Linked DNA regions of Mus musculus: region 1 is linked to region 2. The links are chromatin loops, found by intact Hi-C in ENCODE. Cell type or tissue: left cerebral cortex. All regions are shown on one strand. Each heading gives the region's core, and the rest is flanking DNA. Links, peaks and the distances in the headings are about the cores only.

Evidence for each region. Hi-C counts contacts between places; a loop is a spot of excess contacts. Peaks named below come from ENCODE experiments on the same cell type or tissue, not always from the same donor. Only the 100,000 strongest peaks of a DNase experiment are listed, where the experiment ranks them.
Region 1: it touches region 2 in a loop (18-fold over the local background); 14 of 42 quality-filtered maps call a loop at or near these places.

What each region holds. Positions count from the first base shown.
Region 1 is chr2:150,199,994-150,213,457 of GRCm38, forward strand. No RefSeq gene overlaps it. Among named protein-coding and RNA genes, the nearest start is that of Gm52531, 9.1 kb to the left of the region's middle. In left cerebral cortex, for the core only: no CTCF peak of the experiment used is centred there; no DNase peak of the experiment used is centred there.
Region 2 is chr2:150,450,479-150,467,662 of GRCm38, forward strand. Zfp442 (zinc finger protein 442) reads right to left here and starts at 1,023. Exons shown (of 4, transcript NM_001310645.1): 1 at 924-1,023. The coding sequence starts at 926. In left cerebral cortex, for the core only: no CTCF peak of the experiment used is centred there; no DNase peak of the experiment used is centred there.

The DNA of each region.
Region 1 (13,464 bases), core at 5,266-13,265, 250 kb before region 2:
GAATGAAGATTTTCAACTTAAAGGACCAGTACTTATCTTCAACAAAATTAAACAATAAGACACCCCTAACCTAAAGAAAGAGATGCCCATGAGCATACAAGAAGCCTACAGGACTCCAAATAGACTGGACCAGAAAAGAAACTCCCCACTACACATAATAATCAGAACAACAAATGCACTAAATTAAGATAGAATATTAAAAGCAGTAAGGAAATAAGGCCAAGTAACATATAAAGGCAGACCTATTAGAATTACACCTGACTTCTCATCAGAGACTATGAAAGCCAGAAGATCCTGGCCAGAGGGTATAAGACCCTAAGAGAACACAAATGCCAGCCCAGAATACTATACCCAGCAAAACTCTAAATTACCAAAGATGGAGAAACCAAGGTATTCTATGAGAAAACCAAATTCACACAATATCTTTCCATGAATCCAGCCCTTCAAAGGATAATAAAGGGAAAACTCCAACACAAGGAGGAAAATCATGTCCTAGAAAAAGCAAGAAAGTAATCCTTCAACAAACCTAGAAAGATAGCCACAAGAACAGAATCCCAGCTCTAACAACAAAAATAACAGGAAGCAACAATTACTTTTCCTTAACATCTCTTAATAACAATGAACTCAATTCCCCCCCAAAAAAAAGACATAGACTAACAGACTGGCTACATAAACAGGACCCAACATTTTGCTGCATACAGGAAACCTACCTCAGGGACAAAGAGACACTACCTCTGAGTAAAAAGTTGGAAAACAATTTTCCAAGCAAATGGTCCCAAGAAAAAAGCTGGAGTAGCCATTCTAATATTGAATAAAATCGACTTCCAACCTAAAGTTATCAAAAAAGACGAGGAGGGGCACTTCATACTCCTCAAAGGGAAAATCATCCAGGAGGAACTCTCCATTCTGGATATGCTCCAAATGCAAGGGCATCCACATTCACTAAGGAAGCTTTAGTAAAGCTCAAAGCACACAGTGTACCTCATACAATAATAGTGGGAGGCTTCAACACCCCACTCTCATCAATGGACAGATCCTGGAAACAGAAACTAAACAGAGACACATTGAAACTAACATAAGTTTTGAAACAAATGGATTTAACAGATAACTACAAAACATTTTATCCTAAAACAAAAGGATATACCTTCTTCTCAGCACCTCATGGTACCTTCTCCAAAAAAAAAAAAAAAAAACATAATTGGTCACAAAAAAGATCTCAAGAGATACAAAAATATTGAAATTATCCCATGCATCCTATCAGATCACCACAGATTAAGGCAGATCTTCAATAACAGCATAAATAATAGAAAGCCAAAATTCACGTGGAAGCTGAACAACAGTCTACTCAATGATACCTTGGTCAAGGAAGAAATAAAGAAAGAAATTAAAGACTTTTTAGAGTTTAATGAAAATGAAGCCACAACATACCCGAACTGAAGGAACACGATGAAAGCATTCCTAATAGAAAAACTCATAGCTCTGAGTGCCACCAAAAAGAAACTAGAGAGCATACACTAGCAGCTTGACAGCACACCTAAAAGCTCTAGAACAAATGGAAGCAAATTCACCAAGGGGAGTACACTGAGGAAATAATCAAACTTAGGGCTGAAATCAACCAAGTGGAAACAAAAAGAACTATAGAAACAATCAACCAAGCCAGGAGCTGGTTCTTTTAGAAAATCAACAAGGTAGATAAACCCTTAGTCAGACTATCTAAAGGGCAAACGTAGTATCCTAACTAATAAAATCAGAAATTACAAAGGGAGACATAACAACAGAACCTGAGGAAATCTAAAGCAACATCAGATATTAATACAAAAAGCTATACTTAATGAAACTGGAAAACCTAGATGAAATGGACAATTTTCTAGACAAATACCAGATATCAAAGTTAAATCAGGATCAGATTAACAATTTGAAAAGCCCCATATCCCCTAAAGAAAAAGAAGCAGTCATTAATAGTCTCCCAAACAATAAAAGCCCAGGACCAGATTTAGTGGGTTTAGTGCAGAGTTCTATCAGAACTTCAAAGAAGACCTAATTCCAATTCTCCTCAAACTATTTCACAAAATAGGAACAGAAGGTACTCTACCCAATTCATTCTATGAAGCCACAATTACTCTGATACCTAAACCACACAAAGACCCAACAAAAAAGAGAACTTCAGACCAATTTCCCTTATGAATATCAATGCAAAAAAACTCAATAAAATTATCTCAAACTGAATCAAAGAACACATCAAAATAATCATCATGATCAAGTAGGCTTCATCCCAGGGATGCAGGGATCGTTTAATATATGGAAATACATCCACGTAATCCACTATGTAAACAAACTCAAAGACAAAATTCACATGATCATCTAGTTAGATGCTGAGAAAGCATTTGACAAAATGCAACACCCATTCATGATAAAAGTCATGGAAAGATCAGGAATTCAAGGCCCATACCTAAACATAATAAAAGCAATCTACAGCAAACCAGTAGCCAACATCAAACTAAATGGTGAGAAACTGGAAGCAATCCCACTAAAATCAGGGACTAGACAAGGCTGCCCACTTTCTCCCAGCCTAATCAATATAGTACTTGAAGTCCTAGCCAGAGTAATTAGCAACAAAAGGAGGTCAAGGGGATACAAATTGGAAAGGAAGAAGTCAAAATATCACTATTTGCAGGTGATATGATAGTATATATAAGTGACCCTAAAAATTCCACCAGAGAACTCCTAAACCTGATAAACAGCTTCAGTGCAGTAGCTGGATATAAAATTAACTCAAACAAATCAGTGGCCTTTCTCTACACAAAGGATAAACAGGCTGAGAAAGAAATTAGGGAAACAACACCCTTCACGATAGTCACAAATAATATAAAATACCTTGGTGTGACTCTAACTAAGGAAGTAGAACATCTGTATGATAACTTCATGTCTCTGAAGAAAGAAATCAAAGAAGATCTCAGAAGATATGAAGATCTCCCATGCTCATGGATTGGCAGGATTAATATAGCAAAAATGGCCATCTTGCTGAAAGCTATCTACCTATTCAATGCAATCCCTGTCAAAATTTCAACTTAATTTTTCATAGATTTAGAAAGAGCAATTTCCAAATTCATCTGGAATAACAGAAAACCCAGGACAGTGAAAACTGTTCTTAATGATAAAAGAACTTCTGGGGGAGTCACCATTCCTGATCTCAAGCTGTACTACAGAGCAATTGTGATTAAAAACTGCATGGTATTGGTACAGTGACAGACAGGTAGATCAATGCAATAGAATTAAAGACCCAGAAATGAATCCACACACCTATGGTCACTTGATCTTTGTCAAAGCAGCTAAAACCATCCAGTGGAAAGAAGACAGCATTTTCAACAAATGGTGCTGGCTCACTGGCAGTTAGCAGGTAGAAGAAGGCTAATTGATCCATTCTTATCTCCTTGTAAAAAGTTCACGTCCAATTGGGTCAAGGACCTTCTCATAAAACCAGATACACTGAATCTAATAGAATAGAAAGTGGGGAAGAGCGTCAAATATATGGGCACTGGGGAAATTTTCCTGAATGGAACACCAATGACTTTGTCCTGTAAGATCAAGAATCAACAAATGGAACCTCATAAAATTGCAAAGCTTCTGTATGGCAAAGGACACTGTCAATAAGGCATAAAGGCAACCAACAGATTGGGAAAAGATCTTCACCAATCCTACATCCAATATAGAGCTAATATTCAATATATACAAAGAACTCAAGAAGTTAGACTCCAGAGAAACAAATAACACTAGCAATAATGGAGTACAGAGCTAAACAAAGAATTCTCATCTGAGGAATGCCAAATGACTGAGAAGCACCTAAAGAAATGTTCAACTTCCTTAGTCATCAGAGAAATGCAAATCAAAGCAACCCTGAGATTCCAACTCATACCAGTCAGAATGGCTAAGATCAAAATCTCAGGTGACAGCAGATGCTGGCAAGGATGTGGAGAAAGAGGAACACTCCTCCATTGTTAGTGGGATTGCAAGTGGTACAACCACTCTGAAAATCAGCTTTGCAGTTCCTCAGAAAATTGGACATATTGCTTACTTGAGGACCCAGCAATACCACTCCTAGGCATATACCCAGAAGATGCTCTAACATGTAATAAGAACATATGTTCCAGTATGTTCATAGCAGCCTTATTTATAATAGCCAGAAGCTGGAAAGAGCCTAGATGTCCCTCAACATAGGAATAGATACTGAAAATGTGGTACATTTACAATCAAGTATTACTCCGTTATTAAAAACAATGAATAAATGCAATTCATAGGCAAATGGAAGGATCTGGAGGATCTCATCCTGAGTGAGGTAACCGAATCACAAAAGAACACACACGATATGCACTCACTGATAAGTGGATATTAGTCCAGAAGCCCAGAAGCTTGGAATACCCAAGATACTATTCACAAACCACATGAAAAGAAGGAAGACCAGAGTGTGGATACTTTGATACATCTTAGAAGGGGGGAACAAACCACCCATGGAAGGAGTTACAGAGACAAAGTGTGGAGTAGAGACTGAAGAAATGATCATCCAGAGACTGACTCATCTGGGGATCCATCCCATATACAATCACCAAACCTAGACACTGTTGTGAATGTCAACAAGATTTTGCTGACAGGAGCCTGCTATAGCTGTCACCTGAGAGGCTCTGCCAGTGCCTGACAAATATAGAAGAGGATGCTCACAGTCATCCATTAGACAGAACACAGGTTCCCCAGTGAAGGAACTAGAGCAACACCTGAGGAGCTGAAGGGGTTTGCAGCCCCATAGAAGGAACAACAATATGAACTTCCCAGTACGCCCAGAGTACCCAGGGACTAAACCACAACCCAAAGAGCACACATGGTGGGGCTCATGGCTCCAGCTGCATATGCAGCAGAGGATGGCCTAGCCGGACATCAATGAGGAGAAAGGCCCTTTGTCCTATGAATGTTCTGTCTCAGTTTGGGGGAATGCCAGGGCCAGGAAGCAGGAGTGTGTGGGTTTGTGAAAGGGGGAGGGGGGAGGCCTTTAGAGAGAGGAGGGAGGCTTTAGGGGGAGGGGGGCCTTTAGGAGGAGAGTGTTTTTCAGAGGGAAACCAGGAAAGGTGATAATATTTGAAATGTAAATAAAGAAAATAGCCAATAAAAAAGGAAATTACATGAAATTCAATTGTCATAAATTGTCATTTGTGAAATGTTATTAAAATATGGCCAGGTTAACTTGCAAAACAAAATGGGGTACTGAGCTAATCAGAATTTTCAATGGAGGAATCTCAAATGGCCAAGAAATACCTAAAGAACTGTTTAACATTCTGCGTCATCAGAGAAATGCAAATCAAACCAAAGGCACAGTAAAATGGGAAAATGTCTCTTAAAATCTTTTCCTTGCTTACTAAGTTTTCTTCTCCTTCCCCTCCCCCTCCCCCCTCCCTCCTCCTCCTCCTCGTCCTCCTTCTTCTTGTCTTTCTCTTCTTTGAGTGTATGTTAATGGTTCATGGGTTTTCCTCAAATGACAATGGTCTTTTTGCCTCTACACCCCAAGTCCTGTGATTTAAGGACTTGTGTACTACCATGCACAGGCTGAAAAATAAATCTAATGCTGCAAGTTGTCTTTTTGTTATTGTGGTTTTAGTCATTATTTAATGTATATATATATATATATAGTTGTTTTGCCTGTAAGTATGTCTGTGTATCCAGTTCATACTTGGTGGTAAGGAAAGCAGAAAGAAGATACCAGATTCCATGGAACTGGAATTACAGATTGCTTGAACCACCATATTTGGAGTGGAATGGATCTTTTAGGCTCAAAAAGAGTCTGCGGGGCTCTTATATTTGAGTTATTTCTTCAGCTCTTGTTTTCTACTTTAAACTATGTTTTCTGTCTAAGGGAGCCTGGATCACAAGGGGATCAGACTCTTCTTCATTATTATGGAGTAGTGTAGCCTCCCTCAGCCTTGAAGCCGGCTGATCCAGACTTTGACCTTGCTGCCACTAAGGAGATTACCTAGGGTAGAGCCGGCTCACCTTCATGGCTCTATTTGCTCTTCTCCAAGACTCTGCTTCCTGCTGAAAGGTTCTTGAGACATTCCGGAAACACACCCTGCAGATCACCTATGGGCTGGCTCCAGGCACCAAGAATGGGCTGGCAGGGAGATGGGCCTACCCTCTTTATAAGCACTGACTCTCAGTAAACTTCAGAGGCTTTGAACAGAAAGGTTTGTCTTGGCCTCGTTCTTTTCTCACACTCTGATCTCTTTCAGCCCCAGCCCACCTTTCAGGGGAACCCAGTTCACGTGGCCACAGGAGGCTACAGAGTAGAATCTCCCTCAAGTGTGATAATTGGTTTCACTAAGGCCATAGAACCCACAGGTTCAGACATTTAAATGCTGTTGAGACTATTGTAGACCATGGGGACTTTTGAAGTTGGACTGAATGCATTTTTGCACTCTGACATGGCTAAAGTCAATGGGCAGGGCAGAGAATGGAATATAGTGGTTTGAATAAGATTATTCACAAGTTCCCATAACATCTACCATTTTCAAAATTGACTATCTATCATGTTAGTATATTCTGTAGAGTTTATGAACTCTCTAACTGCATAAATAATTTCCAGTTCGATGTTAACCCTGAAACTATATAGATGCAACCAAAAAAAATTGACTCATCGTGTTGTATTCATATATCTGTGCACAGTTATTCATAAAACTGTATATAGAAAATTGACAAGGAAGAGGGCTGAGTAGGGAACTTGTGAAAAAATGGATGAATGGCAAGAAAGAAGGAAAGTGGAGAAGTTATATTTGAAATGAAATTGAATTAAAATAAAATGAAAATTAGAGGGCCTAGATCAGGGGTTCTTAACCAGACAGTCACAACTGCTTTGGTGGTGGTATAAAACTTTTGTGAGGTTATCATATCACATACTCTGCATAGTATATATTTATATAACAATTGATAACAGCAGGAAAATTACACTTATGAAGTAGCAATGAAGTAATTTTTATGGCTGGTGATCAACAAAACATGAGAAACTGTATTAAAATGTTGAAGCATTAGGAAGAATCTCTGGCTTTGGGAAATAGCTCAGTGTTTAAGGTCTTGTGGGGGGGGGGGGTGACCCAGAGGACCTAGGTTCTATTGTCAGCATTCATATGTTGGCTAACAAGTGGCTATAACAAGTGGTTCTACAGAATCTGATGTTCTCTTCTGAACTGTTCAGGTAGTGAGCACAACACATTTAAGTAACCATTAAATACATAAAATGAACTTTAAAAGAAGGAACAATAATGTCAAAGCCCATGGGAACACAGCAGCCAAGGCTAGCTGAAATGAATTCTTTTTAGTCCTGCATGGAAGCAAGTGTGGCCTTCTTTTGAACCGAAGTGCTCAGAGGGAGAAACAGCTATATTCTTTGGTTAGAACATCTCAGAGTAGCTGTTCGTCTAACCACATCATCCACAGGGCTGATAAGTGATTTTTCCTTAATGTTTTATCTATTTGTGTCCTCTGTCCTTTTTGGTCTTGAGAATTGAGGCATTGATACATGTATCTTTTAGATAATACATCATATTTAATAACATTAGATACTTAGCCATTACATTTCACAGTATCATTTACTTGATTTTTCAGCTACGAACTTATGACACAAGATGAACATAACAGAAGTATTTCTGTTCAACAATTTTATATTTTACAAAGATTTCTGCATGACTTTGAGCTAACAATGCTCATATACGTCTCTGTTTTTACATTTTGATCATGATCAGAAGGGATCTTCAGCATGCTTAGGAATCTTTGGAAATGATTACTGTCTTCTCCTAGCTTGCTACAAATAAGAAATGTTTCTCATCGATCCGGTATCAGCACATGTGATGGCTATTCTTCATTGTCAACTTAAATTCATCTGGAAATAATGAAAGCTCATTCATCTGGGTACACCTGTAAGGGATTTTTCTTAATGAAATTATATGACGTGGGAAAGCCCATCGTTAATCTTGTTCTTTTGAGGTGGGACAATCCACCTTTAAATTGGGCTTTACCTGTTAGTGGTCTAAATACAAAACATGGAAGAAGGAAGTTCTTGTTCTTTTTCTGTTTACCCAAGCACTCTCTAGTACGCTCGTTCCTTTAATGGTATTAGATTAAAGTTCTCAGAATTCCTGCTTATATAGCTGATACATCCAGCCTTGAGGACTGTACAGCTACTTGGGGCTTGGTTAAGTGAGGGAAGACAGCACAGTCAGCTTTTGGAGGACAGGCATGAAGGACTGTGAATTGCAAGTCTCTGCAGAACTGAACCTAATCAGTTTCTGGGGTGGAAGCCAGGGTAGGTAAGGACTGTGCTGTGTGTCTTTAGTACTTTGAGGCCTAAAGCAAGCTGTACTTGTCACTCAGGACTTAATAGCCAATCATGGCATCCAACTATGCCCACCAGCTTGAAGAATAGAGGGCTCTTCTAGCTTCCAAGTTGTAGGCTTGCTCCACCATTCATGTAGGAGCATGTGAAGCACTCTAAAACCACTGCTGTGATCTGTGAGGGGAGTGTGTGTGAGTCCATTTAGCTCAGACGACCTCACGTAGTGAGCTAGGAGGTGCTTTCCAGAGATATGAAGGAGTGGGGAAGCAACAAGAAGCCAGGTACAGTATCCAGGTGTTACTCAAGTGGTGTTTGCATCTACCTGGGTCAGGGCACTGGCCTCTTAACGACTTTGTTCTGCAAACTGAGTTTCCTCTAGCATGGGGTGAAGTGCCTGTGCCTAAAGACATATTTGTCATTTGCAATCATTGTTCAATGTGCTTTAAACATAGCTGTGTAAGTCAGTTTGCCAAACTCAGAGGTGAAATTTCTCTAGTGTCTTCAAGAGGTTCTGCACATGCATTCATCAATGAGGTTTAGGATCTATTTGGGAATAATTTTATTGCACACCCTCTGGATGATTCCTGGGAAGCAGAGGATCTCCGAGTTCAAGTCTACCATGATCTTGAGACATATTTTTTGGACAACTAGGATTACCCTGAAAAACTTTGTCTTGAAAATAAAATAAAATAAAACGAAACAAATCAAAACAACAAAACAAAACAAAAAGAAAGAAGGGAAGGAAGGAAGGAAGGAAGGACGGACAGAAGGAAGAGATAGTAAGAAAGAAAGAAAGAAAGAGAAAGGAAGGAAGGAAGGGAAAGAGAGAAAGAGAGAGAAAGGAAGGAGAGAAGGGAGAGAGAAAGAAAGAAAGAAAATCTTTCAGGCTAGGAAAATGTCTTAGCAGTAAAATGCAATTTCTTCTACTTCATCTTAGTTTATTTAGGGGTAGTTTGTAAAGCATGACAGGTGAAATCATGACAATAGGACAAGGAAACTGATTGATCAGTTTCAACCACAGGAATTTAGACAAAAAATTGAGAATGAGGTGAGGATATAGATGCTAACATCCCATCTCCAGTGAGAATGTTCCCCCACAAGACTCCTCTTCCTAGGGCTTCCAAAAGTACCTCAAAGAAAGTTACCAATAAGATACATGCATTTAAATGTATTATCCTATCTGGGAGAATTTACTTTCAGTCAACTGCATCCTCATCCAACTCACTATAGGTTTATGCTCAATGCATTTAGTCTAACCTCAAAGATCCCCATTTTTTGTAATAGCGCCAATAATGGTCAAATATTGAAAGTTTCTACTGACACTCCAGACAATGTCTTTGCTGTGATATCATGTAAAATTAAGAAACAAATTAGATGTCACAGGATACACCCCAATAAATTTAATTTCTATTTTTCTGTACTAACTGTTATCTCAGAGCTTACTGCCTCAGTCTGGTAACTTAGGCCTAGTTAGAAGCTTCTAGCCTCTGTGCAATCTAACCTAGGACTACAATGTTTTCAGCCCCTGAGATTCTGCTGAATAAACTTACCCCTTCCTACTTCTTTCTGGTCTCTAGCTGGCTGTTTCAACTCAGCTCTTCTGGTTCAAAGTCCTCACCAAGTTGACTGATTCAGTCTGGTTTCTCTCATCTCCTGAATTAGTCGGAATAGCCTCAGACTAACTGTGGCAGTCAATTGTAATCACCTGGGTTTTTCTCATTCTCTTGTTTGTTCTATATATATATATTGTTTTCTCTGTAACTAGTCTCTATAACTGTTGTGGTAAAACTGCCTGCCTCCCTTCTCTTCACTCTCTCTTAAGTAGCTTCTCTTTCCTGTCTCTTTTCATGAGAATTGGGCTTATCCCGTTTTGTCAAATCTTTCTCTGATTAGCCACTTTGTCTGCAATTAGACACCATTTTGAAACATGAGTTGATTCATTCTATGGACTAACTTCACCTTCACTTTTTCTGAATACAAGTTTGTACTCCTGGGGACCCAGAAGTTTTATGGTCTGCCTTGTCCTTTCTGAGTTCCATATTCTAGTCCATACATTTACCTGCAATCAAGGATCCGCATCCCACTCCTCAACCCACAGCTCTGTCTGCCTCCTGTGAGGCCCATGCCTACACCTAGACAACCAGGTGAGATATCTACAGCCCAATCCCCTGCCTGCTGGGCCCCTGGCAATCCAGCAGGCATAAGGTCTGACTCTTTCTTCCTGATCCCTATCTTCCAGTTCACACTTCTACCTGCAATTTCAGATCTGCAGTCCACTCCCATGGACACAGCTCTGCCTGCCTCTTGGGAGGACTGCTCCCATTCACAACAACCAGGTATGACACCCACGCCCCAAACCCTACTGTGACCTGGGAAGAACAGTCCCAGAAGACTCCTACTCCCAGGGACTACCAGACTGACAAAACCAGAGACAACTAGATGGCTAAAGGCAAGGACAGGAACATAATCAACAAGAGCCAGTACAATGAGACATCATCAGAAACCAGCACTCCTACTACAGCAAGCCCTGGGTATCCTAACACACATGAAGAACAAAATTCTAACTTTATATCTCATCTTATGAAGATGATTGAGGTCTTTAAAGGGGAAATAAATAAATCCCTTAAAGAAATAAAGTAAAATATAATCAAACAGGTGAAGGAATTGGCCAAAATTATCCAAGATCTAAAAATGGAAATAGAAACAATAGAGAAATCACAAATGGAGGCAACCCTGGAGATGGAAAACATAGAAGAGAGTACAGAAACTACATATGTAGGCATCACTGACGGAATATAAGAAAAGGAAGAGAGAATATCAGGTGTAGAAAACACCATAGAAGATATCCATATACCAGTTAAAGAAAATGCAAAATGTAAAAAGATCTTAACAAAATGACCAAATCTAACAATAACAGAAATAAAAGAGGGAGAAAATTCCCAGTTCAAAGAGCTAGAAAATACCTTCAACAAAATCATAGAAGAAAACTTCCTAACCTAAAGGAAGAAAGGGCCAAAAACACACAAGAAACCTACAGAACCTAAACACTAAAAGCACAGAAAAAATATTAAAAGCTGTAAGGGTATGAATAGGCCAAGTATAAAATAAAGACAGACCTATTAAAATTATACCAGAATTCTTAACAGAGTCTGTAAAATCAGAAGATCCTAGACAGAAGTCATGCAGACCCTTAGAGACAACAGATGCCAGACCAGGCTATGCTACCAGCAAAACTCTCAATTGTCATAGATGGAGAAACCAATATATTCCATGAAAAAAAAAAACAAATTTAAACAATATCTTCCTACTAATCCAGCCATATGTAGGATAGTAGGAGGAAGACTCCAACTCAAGTAGGGCATTTAAACCCAAGAAAACACAAGAAATTAATTATTTCACAACAAACCCAAAAGAAGAGAATCACACACACATAATCACACACTCTGTTTTAGTCAGGGTTTCTATTCCTGCACAAAACATCATGACCAAGAAGCAAGTTGGGGAGGAAAGGGTTTATTCAGCTTACATTTCTATACGCTGTTCATCACCAAAGGAAGTCAGGACTGGAACTCACAAAGGTAGGAACTCGGAGGCAGGAGTGGATGCAGAAGCCATGGAGGAATACTGCTTGCTTACTGGCTTGCTTCCCCTGGCTTGCTCAGCTTGCTTTTATATAGAAGCCAGGGCCACCAGTCCAGGGATGGCACCACCCACAGTGGGCTTGGCCCTCCCCGCTTGATCACTAATTGAAAAAGTACCTTACAGCTGGATCTCGTGGAGGCATCACCTCAACAGAGGCTTCTTTCTCCATGATAACTCCAGCCTGTGTCAAGTTGACACACAAAACCAGCCAGGACACCTTGTATGGACTTGAACCAATTTTAATAATTTATCAGATAAATAAGTAATTATTATTGAAAATAGGCATTGTAAAATGGGTTCTTTTAGTAAAAAGTTAGATCTGAAAACTGTTTATCCTTTAACATGAAGCCTGAAAGCAAGGCAAACCTGCTTACCTTTTCTTAAACCGACACCCAGTAGCTTTAATTAATTAATGAACTAACTAATGGACTAATGTAATAACAAGGTGCTTATAGCCTTGGGGGGAAGAGCTGATTGTCTGCTGTTGCATGACTGATAAAGCTACAGATAGTTTAGCTCTTAATGTGATCAGAGACCCAAAAAGGATAAATTATAATGGCCTATGTATGTATCAATTCAAATAGCAGAGACTCATCCATACTCCATTACCTAGACAGTCATCCCAAGTCCCTGGGGTCTGTGCTGCAATGGGGCCAGAGGTATACATTCCTATAGAGGAGAATGGGAGGAACTGACATCAACTTGTCTATGCAAAGTGGGGCAATCAATTCTCTTGTGTCTTGGTTGTCCACAGTTTAGGCCATGTTCTAGGGCTGTGAGAGGCATTGGGCCAGTCTTTCCCATTGCTTAACATTAACACAATCAGGTAGAATGCATTGTTTCTGTGTCTATTATGTTGTCGAGACCTTGGATGTCATTACTAGGATCTGAGAGTCTCTGTCTGTCATAGTACTTTTAATCTTATGTGTCATATTCAGCACATGTCTGGCAGATTTGAGGGTAAGTATCTACAAAGCATATCTGAGTTAAATAGTCTTTGTCTAGTTTTAGTTGTTTGGTCATAAAACAGAAGGCTAACCAACCAGGCAGCATACACTAGCTGGCACAAGACCCCTGATATATGTCTGGTCTGGCCTCAATGAGAGAAGAGGCACCTAACCCCTAAGAGACTTGAGGCCCCAGGGAATGGGAAGGCCTGGTGGAATGGGATGGGGTGGGGTGGGGGAAGGTGGGAGGCTGGGTACATCTTCTTGGAGACTGGAAGGAGGAATGGGGTAAGGAAATGTAAGAAGGGCAAACTGGGAGGGAGTAAAAACTGGATTATAAAAAAGATTAAAGATAATTAAAACAAACAAACAAAATCAAATGGCTAAATAAAACTTACCTTGTTTTTTATTGTTATATTTAGCATTACTACAAATACAGTTCTTAACATATTAAACAATTTGATCATTTATAAAGTGACTATTGACTTACATTTCTGAATTATCCTTAAT
Region 2 (17,184 bases), core at 4,312-12,311:
GGGCCTTAGGGGAAGCCCCTAAGCCTAAGCCCCAGGCTGTCATTGGCTCTGGAGACTGAGAAGGGGCTGGGCCATTCTCCATTCATGAAGGCCTCATAGAAAGCCTCCCTGGACCAGGCCAGTCCTCAGCACAGCAGTGGTTTTCCTTTTCAGTTATCACCAAGTGTAGTCTTGTCCACGTGGCAAAACTATGCTTTGCTCAAGAAGAAAACCGGACCTTTATGGCACACCAGGCCTTAATGTTGGTCGTGACCCTATTTTGCCCCTTAGAGCCACTTGTTAGAGGCCTGTTTTTTGATATCGGGATGGGCCTAATTCATGATTGTAAACCAGATTTGTCTCCTTTGTTATGTTTTGTAGACAGATGTCTGGACAATTCTGGTAAACAAACACATATACTAGCATCCTATTATCCGTGGGGTGTTTTAGAGGCAGTTCCTCCCTCAGCTACATTCTTCTTGGTGTCACTGTAAGTTTTGGTAAATCCTTTACATCATCAATTTTACGCTTCTAAATCACAGCTCAATATTGGAGTGCTACCCAACACACGAGGTGCCTTTTACAGCTTCCACAAAATCAAAGCCAAAGGGATCTTACACTTGCAAACCTACATATTAAAGGGCTAAATGCTAAGGCCAGAACTTCCTGAAGATATCAGAGAAACTAAAGCTCTCCGCGTCTGGCTTCTTGCCAAGGATGTTTCTACACAGAAGCCCTTTCCCCAAATGCTTTGTGCAGATGCAGCCACCCTAGTGAGGTTACTCAGAGGCCACCTCCGGCTCCAGGGAGAGAACAGGACCACAGGGAACCTCACAAGTTGCTGCTTCTGTCTGGCTGTTATTTATCACGGAGCCCCAGGGACGGCCCACGACTCCAGTTCCCTCTGCTCATCCGCCTTTTGTGGGACATGGCCCTGCACTTACCATGTCGGGACTTCTGAGCTTGTCTGAGCCTGCACACAGAACACGCCAAGAAGATACACTCCAGATTGCTCAGCTTCAGAGAGGAGGACCTTGCAGGAAAGCTCCCAGGAAAGCTCCCGGAAAAGCCCGCCTTCTCCTCCGATTACAGGACCGCGTATATGTGCTGATTGGCTAGTGAGTCTTGAGTGACATAAGCACCACCTTTAGGGTTAGAGTGCGCGGAAGGGACAGCGTGGAATAATTCCAGGCACAGGCTTCTAGTCAGAGGCCAGTCCTTTTGCAGATCTGCAGAGCTTTTCATTTCAGTACAACTTGTGTTTGTTTTCCCATCTAAGTCCGGGGACGACCCACAACTCCAGCGTCTGGATGCTGAGCTACCTGCTTCTCCTCTTTGTGGGCAGTGACCCTGTGCTACCTTGTTGCAAAGTTGGAGCTGTCCTAAGTCCCAATCACAGCACCAGTACTTTCCCTTCTTCCTCCTGTAATCTAGGTCCATAACTTGCATAGCCCATTTCTCAACTTACAGTGGAGTTATCCTGTCCCACAAGTGGAAGGGTGCCCAGAGTATTAACTATGAAAGAAAGATATTAGGAAACAAGTGTTTTGTTTTGTGTCTTTTTCAGGGTTCAGGTAAAGTGTGAGTACTTTTCGCCTAACAGTTACCAGTCAACCCTCAGAGCCAAGCAGGAAGCACATGACAAACACTGTGGATCATTCTTGTTAACCAGCTCATCATCCTCAGGGCTTTGGTAAAACAAACAAACAAACAACAAACCCCACAGCTATATTAGTAAAGTTTCTCTAGATAAAGAGAACTGATAGAATCAGTCTATCATGTTGGAAATGGATTTATTAGAATGGCTCAAGAGTTGTTTCGTTCTACTAGCCCAACAGTGGAAAGTTGAAGAATCCAGTAGTGGTTCAGTCCATGTGGTCACATGCCTCAGCTGGTCTTCAGTATATATCAGAATTTTAAAGAAATAAGCTCTAATGCCTGGTTTTTTAAAAATTAATTTGCTAGACAAAGGTAGGGCAAGTAGACAAAGAGAAAGAGGCATCTATCATCTTCAGTGTCCTTTATGTATATAAGCCACCACCATAAGGTGTGGCCTAGATTAAAGATGGATCTGTCAACTCAAATGATTCAGATTATATAAGGGTTTTTCCAATTCAAAAGCTATAATTCAGGGGGGGAAAAAGGCCCACAATAGCCAACTATTTGGTCTTTAGCTAATTCCAGATATATTTAACTCGACTACCAAAATAGCCAGTACAACTATCTAGACAAGGACAGATAGGATTTTTTTTTCTTGTGGCAGGCAAGGAGAGCATGGGAGCCATTTCCAAAGCAATGATTTTCTTATAAAAAAGGAAGCATTGAGACTTTACTTAAAAAAAGGTGGATGCATTCACATAGAGGTTTGCCTACTCCAAAGCTTGCTAAGCTAAATCCTCTTATGAACTTGGTCTCAAGGTAAAAGCAGAGATATTGAATGGCATTCTTAGCTCAAAGTCATGCAGAATTATATGTAAATTATAAAAATGATGGACAGAAATGCCTGTGGGGTGTTCATCTTGAGAACTACAAGATCTGATTAAGAAAATGACACTGTGTAAGTAGATTGCTTAGGAGCCGATGCTACCTGCTAAACATGATATGTGATCTAACCACTAAATGTATCAATGCCACAATTCTCAAATATAGAAAAGAAAAAGAACACAAATGCCAAAATGCCAAGGACCAAACTTGCCTATGTACGGGTTCCTAAGAGTACGGTATTTGAGAGCAGCAGGAAAACAAGCAACTTAAAATCAAATCATGGGTCCAAGCTGGTGGCACTGCTTGCTTGTGCGCTCTCTCTCTCTCTCTCTCTCTCTCTCTGTGTGTGTGTGTGTGTGTGGTGTGTGTGTGGTGTGTGTGGTGTGTGTGTGTGTGTGTGTGTGTGTGTGTGTGTGGTATGTGTGTGTGTGGAGTGTGTGTGTGTGGTGTGTGGTGTGGTGTGTGGTGTGGTGTGTGTGTGTGTGTGTGTGTGTGTGTGTGTGTAGGGGTGTTTCTGCTCTGCACTAGCTTTTTCTTTCTATTCTTAATACTCTCTGGTTTAGACAGGTATTTTTCTGCTCAAGACAGCTCTCTCTGTCTGCTAGTAAAAATTCTATAAGAATTCTTGGACCAACTGGCCTAGTCAAAAAGAAAACTTCCAAAAGTAATTCTTGGGGTTATTAAAATCAGAAAGCAAGTATAGTAGTAGTAGTAGTAATAATAGTAACAATAATAATAATAATAATTCTAAAAGAGCTGTTTTTTCTGGATAGCTGCTAGAAACCATTTTTAAAGAGCTGTGTCAGCTGTCTAAGTAATTCTTTGGGTTTTTGACCTCAGAAATCCCTTTAGAAAAAATTCTTGATGAGCTGTGTTCACTCTCCAGTGATCTTCAGATATCTCACTCTACTGTCACTACAGAAAAATTCTAAAAATGAACTGCTATCATTTCCTGCTAGCTCTTGTCATGCAGACTGAAAACTCAGGTTTTTTTAAAAATCATGTATGAATTTGGATATTTATTCCAGGATCCCTTTTGATTATTCTATGAATCAACACCTGTGACCCCAGTCCCTTGAAACTTAGAAGACAGAAAGTGCATTTTCTAACACTGCAAAAGAATTCAGAGATCCTGCCTGCCTCTGATAGGCACAGATGAAAAATTGGCTGGGTGTGTATGTACTGGAGGGACATAGCATGGTTGAATGCAGTTGAACACTTCAAGATAGGAAAGGCCACTGCTGAAAGTATTTCAGTTGCAAGGGAATCTTGGCATGTTGGTGATTCTTGGACATTGGGAAGGCCATTTATACAATATTTTTGACACTGTTAAGTCAGTGTAAAACACACAGCATGTGCTAGTGAATAGCAATATGAGTTCTCTTACACAAGGAATACAAGATGCTTATTTCCTGGTAGGAAGTACTGCTGGTAAATTCCAGAAGTTATTTAAATTATTTACAAAGAAACATTTGAATGTCATTCTTAGTCTTTTTGTTACAAGGTAAAACATAACCAGGAGCTTAGGTTTAATATATGATCTTGATGAGTAGGTAAGTAAAAGACTAAAACTTAGGACCACAACTAAACTCCACAGACTGACGTATTCATATTTTATGATGCAATGATGACCGGAGGCAGTCTGACAAAGAACTTGGCACAAACCTATTAGTTGCAATCCTTTGGGGGTCAAAAGGCATTTTTACGATGGTTGTCTGCAAATTTGTTGTTTATTTTAGGATTGGGGTCACCACAACATTAAAAAAAACTTGGCATTATCCCTGGTGTAAAAGTATGCACCAGGGTGGTGTCCCCATCCCTCTCAGAGGTGAAGGAGAGTGAGTCTGGGGAGGTACTGCGTATGGCGGGATGGGAGGCAACGATTGGGATGTAAAATGAATTCGATAGATTAATGGAAAAGTATGTTTCTCTTTACCTAAGGTCTCTTCAGACTAACAGAAAATGATTTAAATATATATGTTCAGGCTGGACTAAAACTTATGTTCCTCCTCCCTCTGCCTCCCTCAGCAAATCCTACCAGAATTCACCAAGCAGCTGATGGAAGCAGATGCAGAGACCCACCACAAACTTTAAACGGATCTAGGAGTGTCTTGTGAAGAGGTGGGGAAAAGGATGGAGCCAGCCGGAGGGGTCAAGGATACAACAGGAAGACCTACAGAGTCAAGAAATGTGGGCTGTTGAGGACTCACCGACCAAAGAGCATGCATGGGCTGAAGCTAGGCACCCTGCACTTATGTGGCAAATGTGCAGCTTAGTCTTCATCTGGGTTCCCTAAAAACTGGAGAAGGGTCTGTGTCTGACTCTGTGACCTGGCTTTGGATCCCCTTCCCCTATCTGGGCTACCTGGTCTGGCCTCAATGGGAGAGGATGGGCCTAGTCCTGCAGCAGCTTGGTACCCAGGAGGAGGGAAAAGGTATAAGGGTATGTTATGTTGTTATTGGGTAGAGAGGAGGGGGGCTGAGATCAGAAAAAATGGATAAATAAATAAATAAATAAAACATTTAAGCTCAACATGTGACAAGTTTTGAAAATATAAACTAATATTACCAGACATATATCTGTGTCGCCGAAAAAAAATCATTTCATTAGAATAAATTTCTAAAAATGAAGACTCTGAATTAGAAAATATAAATAAATACATATATCTAATATCTAACCTTCTTGTTTTTACTAGCATAGTAAAGCTATACCTGTTTATTTATTCATTTATTTATTTTGGAAACTGAGTCAAACAAGAACCTGATATGTTGTGTAATCATATATCATTTAAGAATCAAGAAAGTTTCCAGTCTCTATGCTATGGAAAGAGCTTTAATTATGAAATCATCATTTTTTATTTTAAACTATTAAGGATAATTCAGAAATGTAAGTCAATAGTCACTTTATAAATGATCAAATTGTTTAATATGTTAAGAACTGTATTTGTAGTAATGCTAAATATAACAATAAAAAACAAGGTAAGTTTTATTTAGCCATTTGATTTTGTTTGTTTGTTTCAATTATCTTTAATCTTTTTTTATAGTCCAGTTTTTACCCCCTCCCAGTTTGCCCTTCTTACATTTCCTTACCCCATTCCTCCTTCCAGTCTCCAAGAAGATGTACCCAGCCTCCCACCTTCCCCCACCCCACCCCATCCCATTCCACCAGGCCTTCCCATTCCCTGGGGCCTCAAGTCTCTTAGGGGTTAGGTGCCTCTTCTCTCATTGAGGCCAGACCAGACATATATCAGGGGTCTTGTGCCAGCTAGTGTATGCTGTCTGGTTGGTTAGCCTTCTGTTTTATGACCAAACAACTAAAACTAGACAAAGATTATTTAACTCAGATATGCTTTGTAGATACTTACCCTCAAATCTGCCAGACATGTGCTGAATATGACACATAAGATTAAAAGTACTATGACAGACAGAGACTCTCAGATCCTAGTAATGACATCCAAGGTCTCGACAACATAATAGACACAGAAACAATGCATTCTACCTGATTGTGTTAACGTTAAGCAATGGGAAAGACTGTCCCAATGCCTCTCACAGCCCTAGAACATGGCCTAAACTGTGGACAACCAAGACACAAGAGAATTGATTGCCCCACTTTGCATAGACAAGTTGATGTCAGTTCCTCCCATTCTCCTCTATAGGAATGTATACCTCTATATGTATTCCTCTATAGGAATGTATACCTCTATATGTATTCCTCTATAGGAATGTATACCTCTATATGTATTCCTCTATAGGAATGTATACCTCTGGCCCCATTGCAGCGCCGACCCCAGGGACTTGTGATGACTGTCTAGGTAATGGAGTATGGATGACTCTCTGCTATTTGAATTGATACATTCATAGGCCATTATAATTTATCCTTTTTGGGTCTCTGATCACATTAAGAGCTAAACTAACTGTAGCTTTGTCAGTCATGCAACAGCAGACAATCAGCTCTTCCCCCCAAGGCTATAAGCACCTTGTTAGTACATTAGTCCATTAGTTAGTTCATTAATTAATTAAAGCTACTGGGTGTCGGCTTAAGAAAAGGTAAGCAGGTTTGCCTTGCTTTCAGGCTTCATGTTAAAGGATAAACAGTTTTCAGATCTAACTTTTTACTAAAAGAACCCGTTTTACAACACCTATTCTAAATAATAATTACTTATTTATCTGATAAATTATTAAAATTGGTTCAAGTCCATACAAGGTGTCCTGGCTGGTTTTGTGTGTCAACTTGACACGGGCTGGAGTTATCATGGAGAAAGAAACCTCTGTTGAGGTGATGCCTCCACAAGATCCAGCTGTAAGGAACTTTTTCAATTAGTGATCAAGCGGGGAGGGCCAAGCCCACTGTGGGTGGTGCCATCCCTGGACTGGTGGCCCTGGCTTCTATATAAAAGCAAGCTGAGCAAGCCAGGGGAAGCAAGCCAGTAAGCAAGCAGTATTCCTCCATGGCTTCTGCATCCACTCCTGCCTCCGAGTTCCTACCTTTGTGAGTTCCACTCCTGACTTCCTTTGGTGATGAACAGCATATGGAAATGTAAGCTGAATAAACCCTTTCCTCCCCAACTTGCTTCTTGGTCATGATGTTTTGTGAAGGAATAGAAACCCTGACTAAAACAGAGTGTGTGATTATGTGTGTGTGATTCTCTTCTTTTGGGTTTGTTGTGAAATAATTAATTTCTTGTGTTTTCTTGGGTTTAAATGCCCTCCTTGAGTTGGAGTCTTCCTCCTACTATCCTACATATGGCTGGATTAGTAGGAAGATATTGTTTAAATTTTTTTTTCATGGAATATATTGGTTTCTCCATCTATGATAATTGAGAGTTTTGCTGGTAGCATAGCCTGGTCTGGCATCTGTTGTCTCTAAGGGTCTGCATGACTTCTGTCTAAGATCTTCTGATTTTACAGACTCTGTTGAGAATTCTGGTATAATTTTAATAGGTCTGTCTTTATTTTATACTTGACCTATTCATACCCTTACAGCTTTTAATATTTTTTCTGTGCTTTTAGTGTTTAGGTTCTGTAGGTTTCTTGTATGTTTTTGGCCATTTCTTTCTTTAGGTTAGGAAGTTTTCTTCTATGATTTTGTTGAAGGTATTTTCTAGCCCTTTGAACTGGGAATTTTCTCCCTCTTTTATTTCTGTTATTGTTAGATTTGGTCTTTTTGTTAAGATCTTTTTACATTTTGCATTTTCTTTAACTGGTATATGGATATCTTCTATGGTGTCTTCTATACCTGATATTCTCTCTTCCTTTTCTTATATTCCGTCAGTGATGCCTACATATGTAGTCCCTGTGCTCTCTCCTATGTTTTCCATCTCCAGGGTTGCCTCCATTTGTGATTTCTCTATTGTTTCTATTTCCATTTTTAGATCGTGGATAATTTTGGCCAATTCCTTCACCTGTTTGATTATATTTTACTTTATTTCTTTAAGGGATTTATTTATTTCCCCTTTAAAGATCTCAATCATCTTCATAAGATGAGATATAAAGTCAGAATTTTGTTCTTCATGTGTGTTAGGATACCCAGGGCTTGCTGTAGTAGGAGTGCTGGTTTCTGATGATGTCTCATTGTACTGGCTCTTGTTGATTATGTTCCTGTCCTTGCCTTTGGCCATCTGGTTGTCTCTGGTTTTGTCAGTCTGGTAGTCCCTGGGAGTAGGAGTCTTCTGGGACTGTTCTTCCCAGGTCACAGTAGGGTTTGGGGCGTGGGTGTCATACCTGGTTGTTGTGAATGGGAGCAGTCCTCCCAAGAGGCAGGCAGAGCTGTGTCCATGGGAGTGGACTGCAGATCTGAAATTGCAGGTAGAAGTGTGAACTGGAAGATAGGGATCAGGAAGAAAGAGTCAGACCTTATGCCTGCTGGATTGCCAGGGGCCCAGCAGACAGGGGATTGGGCTGTAGATATCTCACCTGGTTGTCTAGGTGTGGGCACGGGCCTCACAGGAGGCAGACAGAGCTGTGGGTTAAGGAGTGGGATGCGGATCCTTGATTGCAGGTAAATGTATGGACCAAAATATGGAACTCAGAAAGGACAAGGCAGACCATAAAACTTCTGGGTCCCCCAGGCCTGAGTACAAACTTGTATTCAGAAAAAGTGAAGGTGAAGTTAGTCCATAGAATGAATCAACTCATGTTTCAAAATGGTGTCTAGTTGCAGACAAAGTGGCTAATCAGAGAAAGATTTGACAAAACGGGATAAGCCCAATTCTCATGAAAAGAGACAGGAAAGAGAAGCTACTTAAGAGAGAGTGAAGAGAAGGGAGGCAGGCAGTTTTACCACAACAGTTATAGAGACTAGTTACAGAGAAAACAATATAGATATACAGAACAAACAGGAGAATGAGAAAAACCCAGGTGATTACAATTGACTGCCACAGTTAGTTTGAGGCTATTCGGATTAATTCAGGAGATGAGAGAAACCAGACTGAATCAGTCAGCTTGGTGAGGAGTTTGAACCAGAAGAGCTGAGTTGAAACAGCCAGCTAGAGACCAGAAAGAAGTAGGAAGGGGTGGGTTTATTCAGCAGAATCTCAGGGGCTGAAGACATTGTAGGCCTAGATTAGATTGCACAGAGGCTAGAAGCTTCTAACTAGGCCAAAGTTACCAGACTGAGGCAGTAAGCCTCTGAGATAACAGTTAGTACAGAAAAATAGAAATTAAATTTATTGGGGTGTATCCTGTGACATCTAATTTGTTTCTTAATTTTACATGATATCACAGCAAAGACATTGTCTGGAGTGTCAGTAGTGATAGTGATATGGAAGTCTCTAGATGGTCCATCCTTTTGTCTCAGCTCCAAACTTTGTCTCTGTAACTCCTTCCATGAGTGATTGTTTCCAATTCTAAGAAGGGGCAAAGTGTCCACACTTTGGTCTTCGTGCTTCTTCAGGTTCATGTGTTTTACAAATTGTATCTTATATCTCGGGTATACTAAGTTTCTGGGCTAATATCCACTTACCAGTGAGTACATATTGTGTGAGTTCTTTTGTGATTGGGTTACCTCACTCAGGATGATGCCCTCCAGGTCCATCCATTTGCCTAGGAATTTCATAAATTCATCCTTTTTAATAGCTGAGTAGTACTCCATTGTGTAAATGTACCACATTTTTGGTATCCATTCCTCTGTTGAGGGGCATCTGGGTTCTTTCCAGCTTCTGGCTATTATAAATAAGGCTGCTAGTGGAGCATGTGTCCTTCTTACCGGTTGGGAAATCTTCAGGATATATGCCCAGGAGAGGTATTGCGGGATCCTCGGTAGTACTATGTCCAATTTTCTGAGGAACCGCCAGACTGATTTCCAAGCTTGAAATCCCACCAACAATGGAGGAATGTTCCTCTTTCTCCACATCCTCACCAGCATCTGCTGTCACCTGAATTTTTGATCTTAGCCATTCTGACTGGTGTGAGATGAAATCTCAGGGTTGTTTTGATTTGCATTTCTCTGATGATTAAAGATGCTGAGAATTTTTTCAGGTGCTTCTCAGCCATTCGGTATTCCGCAGGTGAGAATTCTTTGTTTAGCTCTAAGCCCCATTTTTTAATGGGGTTATTTGATTTTCTGGAGTCCACCTTCTTAAGTTCTTTATATATATTGGATGTTAGTCCCCTATTGGATTTAGGATAGGTAAAGATGCTTTCCCAATCTGTTGGTGGCCTTTTTGTCTTATTGACGGTGTCTTTTGCCTCGCAGAAGCTTTGCAGTTTCATGAGGTCCCATTTGTCAATTCTCGATCTTACAGCACAAGCCATTGCTGTTCTATTCAGGAAATTTTTTTTCCCTGTGTCCATATCACCGAAGCTTTTCCCCACTTTCTCCTCTATAAGTTTCAGTATCTCTGGTTTTATGTGAATTTCCTTGATCCACTTAGATTTGACCTTAGTACAAGGTGATAGGAATGGATCAATTCACATTCTTCTACATGATAACAACCAGTTGTGCCAGCACCATTTGTTGAAAATGCTGTCTTTCTTCCACTGGATGGTTTTAGCTCCCTTGTCGAAGATCAAGTGACCATAGGTGTGTCGGTTCATTTCTGGGTCTTCAATTCTATTCCATTGGTCTACTTGTCTGTCTCTATACCAGTACCATGCCGTTTTTATCACAATTGCTCTGTAGTAAAGCTTTAGGTCAGGCATGGTGATTCCAACAGAGGTTCTTTTATTCTTGAGAAGAGTTTTTGCTATCCTAGGTTTTTTGTTATTCCAGATGAATTTGCAGATTGCTCTTTCTAATTCGTTGAAGAATTGAGTTGGAATTTTGATGGAGATTGCATTGAATCTGTAGATTTCTTTTGGCAAGAGAGCCATTTTTACAATGTTGATCCTGCCAATCCATGAGCATGGGAGATCTTTCCATCTTCTGAGATCTTCTTTAATTTCTTTCTTCAGAGACTTGAAGTTTTTATCATACAGATCTTTCACTTCCTTAGTTAGAGTCACGCCGAGATATTTTATATTATTTGTGAGTATTGAGAAGGGTGTTGTTTCCCTAATTTCTTTCTCAGCCTGTTTATTCTTTGTGTAGAGAAAAGCCATTGGCTTGTTTGAGTTAATTTTATATCCAGCTACTTCACCAAAGCTGTTTATCAGGTTTAGGAGTTCTCTGGTGGAATTTTTAGGGTCACTTATATATACTATCATATCATTTGCAAATAGTGATATTTTGACTTCATCTTTTCCAATTTGTATCCCCTTGATCTCCTTTTGTTGTCGAATTGCTCTGGCTAGGACTTCAAGTACTATTGTGAAGAGGTAGGGAGAATGTGGGCAGCCTTGTCTAGTTCCTGATTTTAGTGGGATTGCTTCCACCTTCTCACCATTTACTTTGATGTTGGCTACTGGTTTGCTGTAGATTGCTTTTATTATGTTTAGGTATGGGCCTTGAATTCCTGATCTTTCCAAGACTTTTATCATGAATGGGTGTTGGATCTTGTCAAATGCTTTCTCAGCATCTAACGAGATGATCATGTGGGTTTGTTGTCTTTGAGTTTGTTTATATAATGGATTACATTGATGTATTTCCCTATATTAAACCAACCCTGCATCCCTGGAATAAAACCTACTTGGTCAGGATGGATGATTGCTTTAATATGTTCTTGTTTTCAGTTAGCGAGAATTATATTGAGTATTTTTGCAATGATATCCATAAGGGAAATTGGTCTGAAGTTCTCTATTTTTGTTGGATCTTTCTGTGGTTTAGGTATCAGAGTAATTGTGGCTTCATAGAATAAGTTGGGTAGAGTACATTCTACTTCTATTTTGTGGAATAGTTTGTGCAGAACTGGAATTAGATATTCTTTGAAGGTCTGATAGAACTCTGCACTAAACCCATCTGGTCCTGGGCTTTTTTTGGCTGGGAGCATATTAATGACTGCTTCTATTTCTTTAGGGGATATGGGACTGTTTAGATCGTTAACTTGATCCTGATTTAACTTTGGTACCTGGTATCTGTCTAGAAATTTGTCCATTTTTTCCAGGTTTTCCAGTTTTGTTGAGTATAGCCTTTTGTAGAAGGATCTGATGGTGTTTTGTAATTCTTCAGGATCTGTCGTTATGTCTCCCTTTTCATTTCTGATTTTGTTAATTTGCTGTCTCTGTGCCCTCTAGTGAGTCTGGCTAAGGGTTTATCTATCTTGTTGATTTTCTCAAAGAACCAGCTCCTCGACTGGTTGATTCTTTGAATAGTTCTTCTTGTTTCCACTTGGTTGATTTCGCCCTTGAGTTTGATTATTTCCTGCTGTCTACTCCTCTTGGGTGAATTTGCTTCCTTTTTTTTCAAGAGCATTTAGATGTGTTGTCAAGCTGCTAGTGTGTGCTCTCTCTAGTTTCTTTTTGGAGGCACTCAGAGCTATGAGTTTCCCTCTTAGAAATGCTTTCATTGTGTCCCATAGGGTTGGGTATGTTGTGGCTTCATTTTCATTAAACTCTAAAAAAGTCTTTAATTTCTTTCTTTATTCCTTCCTTGACCAAGGTATCATTGAGAAGAGTGTTGTTCAGTTTCCACGTGGATGTTGGCTTTCCATTATTTATGTTGTTATTGAAGATCAGCCTTAGTCCATGGTGGTCTGATAGGGTGCATGGGAAAATTTCAATATTTTTGTATCTCTTGAGGCCTGTTTTGTGACCAATTATATGGTCAATTTTGGAGAAGGTCCCGTGAGGTGCTGAGAAGAAGGTATAGCCTTTTTTTTTTTTTAAGGATAAAATGGTCTGTAGACATCTGCTAGATCCATTTGTTTCATAACTTCTGTTAGTTTCACTGTGTCCCTGTTTAGTTTCTGTTTCCACAATCTGTACTTTGATGAAAGTGGGGTGTTGAAGTCTCCCACTATTATTGTGTGAGGTGCAATATGTGCTTTGAGATTTACTAAAGTTTCTTTAATGAATGTAGCTTCCCTTGTATTTGGAGCATAGATATTCAGAATTGAGAGTTCCTCTTGGAGGATTTTACCTTTGATGAGAACGAAGTGCCCCTCCTTGTCTTTTTTGATGACTTTGGGTTGGAAGTCAATCTTATCAGATATTAGGATGGCTACTCCAGCTTGTTTCTTCATACCATTTGCTTGGAAAATTGTTTTCCAACTTTTTACTCAGAGGTAGTGTCTGTCTTTGTCCCTGAGGTAGGTTTCCTGTATGCAGCAAAATTTTGGGTCCTGTTTATGTAGCCAGTCTGTTAGTCTATGTCTTTTTTGGGGGGAATTGAGTTCATTGATATTAAGAGATGTTAAGGAAAAGTAATTGTTGCTTCCTTTTATTTTTGTTGTTAGAGCTGGGATTTTGTTCTTGTGGCTATCTTTCTAGGTTTGTTGAAGGATTATTTTCTTGCCTTTTCTAGGGCATAATTTTCCTCCTTGTGTTTGCGTTTTCCCTTTATTATCCTTTGAAGGGCTGGATTCGTGTAAAGAGATTGTGTGACTTTGGTTTTGTCATAGAATACCTTGGTTTCTCCATCTATGGTAATTTAGAGTTTTGCTGGGTATAGTATTCTGGGCTGGCATTTGTGTTCTCTTAGGGTTTTATACCCTCTGTCCAGGATCTTCTGACTTTCCGTCTCTGATGAGAAGTCAGGTGTAATTCTAATAGGTTTGCCTTTATATGTTACTTGACCTTATTTCCTTATTGCTTTTAATATTCTATCTTTATTTAGTGCATTTGTATTCTGATTATTATATGTAGCAGGGAGTTTCTTTTCTGCTCCAGTCTATTTGGAGTCCTGTAGGCTTCTTGTATGTTCATGAGCATCTTTTTCTTTAGGTTAGGGGTGTTTTATTCTTTAATTTTGTTTAAGATATGTACTGGATCTTTAAGTTGAAAATCTTCATTCTCATGTTCTCCTATTATCCATAGGATTGGTCTTCTCATTGTGTCCTGGATTTCCTGGATGTTTTTAGTTAGGGTCTTTTCGAATTTTGCATTTTCTTTGATTGTTGTCCATGTTCTCTATGGAATTTTCTGCACCTGAGATTCTCTCTTCCATCTCTTGTATTCTGTTGCTGATGCTCCATCCATGGTTCCTGATTCCTTTCCTAGTGTTTCTATATCCAGAGTTGTCTCCCTTTGGGTTTTCTTTATTGTTTCTACTTCCATTTTTACATCCTGGATGGTTTTGTTCAATTCCATCACCTGTTTGGTAGTGTTTTCCTATAACTCTCTAAGGGATTTTTGTGTTTCCTCTTTAAAGGCTTCTAGCTGTTTACCTATGTTTTCCTTTATTTCCCTCTTAAAGTCCTCCATCATCATCATGAGAAGTGACTTTAGATCCATGTCTTGTTTTCCTGGTGTGATGGAGTATCCAGGACTTGCTATGGTGGGAAAGTTTGGTTCTGATGATGCCAAGAAACCTTGGTTTCTGTTGCTTCTGTTCTTAATCTTGCCTCCTGCAATTTGATTATCTCAAGTGATTGCTGCCCTCAATATATCTGATTGGAGCCTGTCCTTCCTATAATCCCAGTTGATTAAGGACTCCTCAGAGTCCAGCTTTTTCTGTGATCCTTTGATTGTGGGCTCCTGTGAACCTGAGATTCTGGGTGTGTCAGAGTTTTTGGCAGTCAAACTTCCTCTGAGACCCTGAAATACTGGTGTGACCCAGCTCCTATTATCCTGGGATCCTGTTGTCCTAAGATCCTGGGCGTGTTACAGTGCCTGGAAGTGGTGTCTCCTTTGAGGACCATAAAGCTGTCTGGTCAGTGATCCCAAGATCTGGTGAAGTGTACTTTGGGGACTGTGGCGGTGTTTGCCAATTCCACGCCCAAGGTGACTCGGTGCTGGTGCCAACTGGAAAAGACTTGTGCCCCTGGTCAAGCCAGTTTTCTACTCCCCTTCTGCTGTCTCAGGTCCTGCACGATTGGATTGGAACAGTTGTTGTGTTCCACTCACCAGTGATCCTAAGATCTCGAGGAGAGTCCTCTGGGGACCTTGGGGGTGTCTGCGGACTCCATGCCCTAGGTGACCCGGTGCTGGCGCTGACCGGAAGGGAGAAGCTTTACTTTTAATAGCCAGAAACTGGAAACCATCCAGATGTCCTTCAGCAGGAGAACGGGTGAAAAAAAATGTAATTTATACAATGGAATACTATTCAATTATTAAAACAAGGAAAAATAATGGATCGAACCATAAAAAATCAGATAGACCAGTGAAGTAACCTAGACTCAGGACATGCATAGTTATGTACTTAATTATATGTGGATTTTAGCCACAAATTATAGGATTTCCATGATACAATCCACAGAGCAAAGAAGCTAAATCACAAGTTCACAAGGAAGGATGCTTGACTCTCACTTAGAAGAGGAAATACCAGTCTTCAGAGGTGAATGGAGGCAGGGAACTGTGTGGCAGGTGGGAAGGTGAGGGGAATGCTGGGGGATAATGTGTGGGAAGAGAGGGTGGAGAGCTGCAGCTCTAGCTATAGGGGAGGACATCTGTAGGATATGCCAGAGACCAGGAATGGGGGAGGCCCCAGGGAATCTAGGAGGGTGACTGTAGCTGAGATTTGGTCCTAGCAGTGGGTGATATGGAGCCTGAAGTGACTCCCTCCTATAGCCAAGAAAGAACCCCAGTGAAGAAACGATGATCCCAACTCACCTACAAAACCTTCTTGCCCTACAGGAGATGTACAGACAAAGAAGACTGGGAGTCTGAGTGCATGACCAATGACTTTACACCCATAGCATTAATAAGAACCAAACCCTGACAATATTAATGATACTCTGCCATGCTTACACACCAGAGCCTAACCTAACTTTCCTCTTAGAGCCTCCAGACATCAGCTATCCAAATCTGAAGTTGAGACTGACCCCCCAAACATTGGAGGAAGCTCCAAAAGTCTTGTGGAGGATTTGTAGGAGAGATTGGGGAACCCAGAGGGGATAAAAACTTCACAAGTAGAGCAAGAGAGTCAAGTGACCTGGACCCTTGGGTGTTCTCAGAGACTGAACCACCAATCAAAATGCATTCATGGCTGGTACTACACTCCCCTCCCACACACAAGCAGCTTGATATTCAGACACCATACCCAAGAAATGGAGCAGGAAGAGTCCCAGACTCTGTTGCCTGCCTGTGGATACTATTCCCAAAACTAGGCTGCTTATCATTATGGAAAAGGCAATAGCTGAAAATGACTTCCTGTTTACAGTATGAAAAGAAGAGGATATTTTACTGCTGTAATGCTTCTACCAATTTTATTTTTTCATGAGTGAGATGGCTCAGTAGGAAGTGACTACAGTATACAATAATAGCAACCTGACCATGATCATTGTATAAAGATGGCCAAAATAGATGCTATAATGCTGTCACCAAGTCTCTGCTTATCTGATATGGTCTAGAAATCCATAATCACATTACACACACACACCCCAGAAACACTTTATTAAAAAAAAAAAACTTACTTTTATTACATCATCTAACATTTCTAGATAATCCTGTTTGGTGGGATACTTCCAGTGAAGTGCCAAATGGTAACTAATGGGAACATGAAGAAGCATGGAACATCAAATGATATGTATATATCTGCCAATGGAGCTATGTAGTAGGATATACAGTTGAGTGCTGATTATCCTACTCCATTATATCTCTGGCAGGTACATGAAAATGCAATTTTGAAAACACATGAGGCATTTAATGTTATATTCTATTAAACAATTTAATATTAGAACTGTAAAAAAGTGTTGACAACATAGCACACATTGTGATACATATTCTATTCTTTAATTTGTACTCAAGAGACTAACACATGAGAATCAAGAGATAAAATGTAGCCTTGACTAATGACTGACATCCAATGCAGGCTCGATAAAACAGCCCAGCATTTAAAGGGAAATTGTGACACTAGCATTTCAATTTCAAGGTGGTCCCATCCTCCTGTTAAAAGACAAGCCAGATTAAAATATTTTACAATGTCTTAGACATTGTGTTTTATCACAGTGAGAGAAAAGACACGAATACATACCCATAGTTTTACACCTGGATAAGTAATTTCATGTAATTGAAGAGTATTGCATTTGCAAGTATAAACAAAACAAAGGGGGCATCATCGCCTTTGTTCTTCCCTGTAAGAGTTCCTCACTGCATTCCCCCTACCCTTTTCCTCTTAAAAGAATATTCCCCTACCCACAAGCATCCCCTGCACCCCACCCCACCCCTAGGATCCCCTATCCATGGGGTATCAAGTCACTACAAGGTCAGGTGCATCCACTCCCAGAGGCTAGACCAGGCAGTCCTCTGG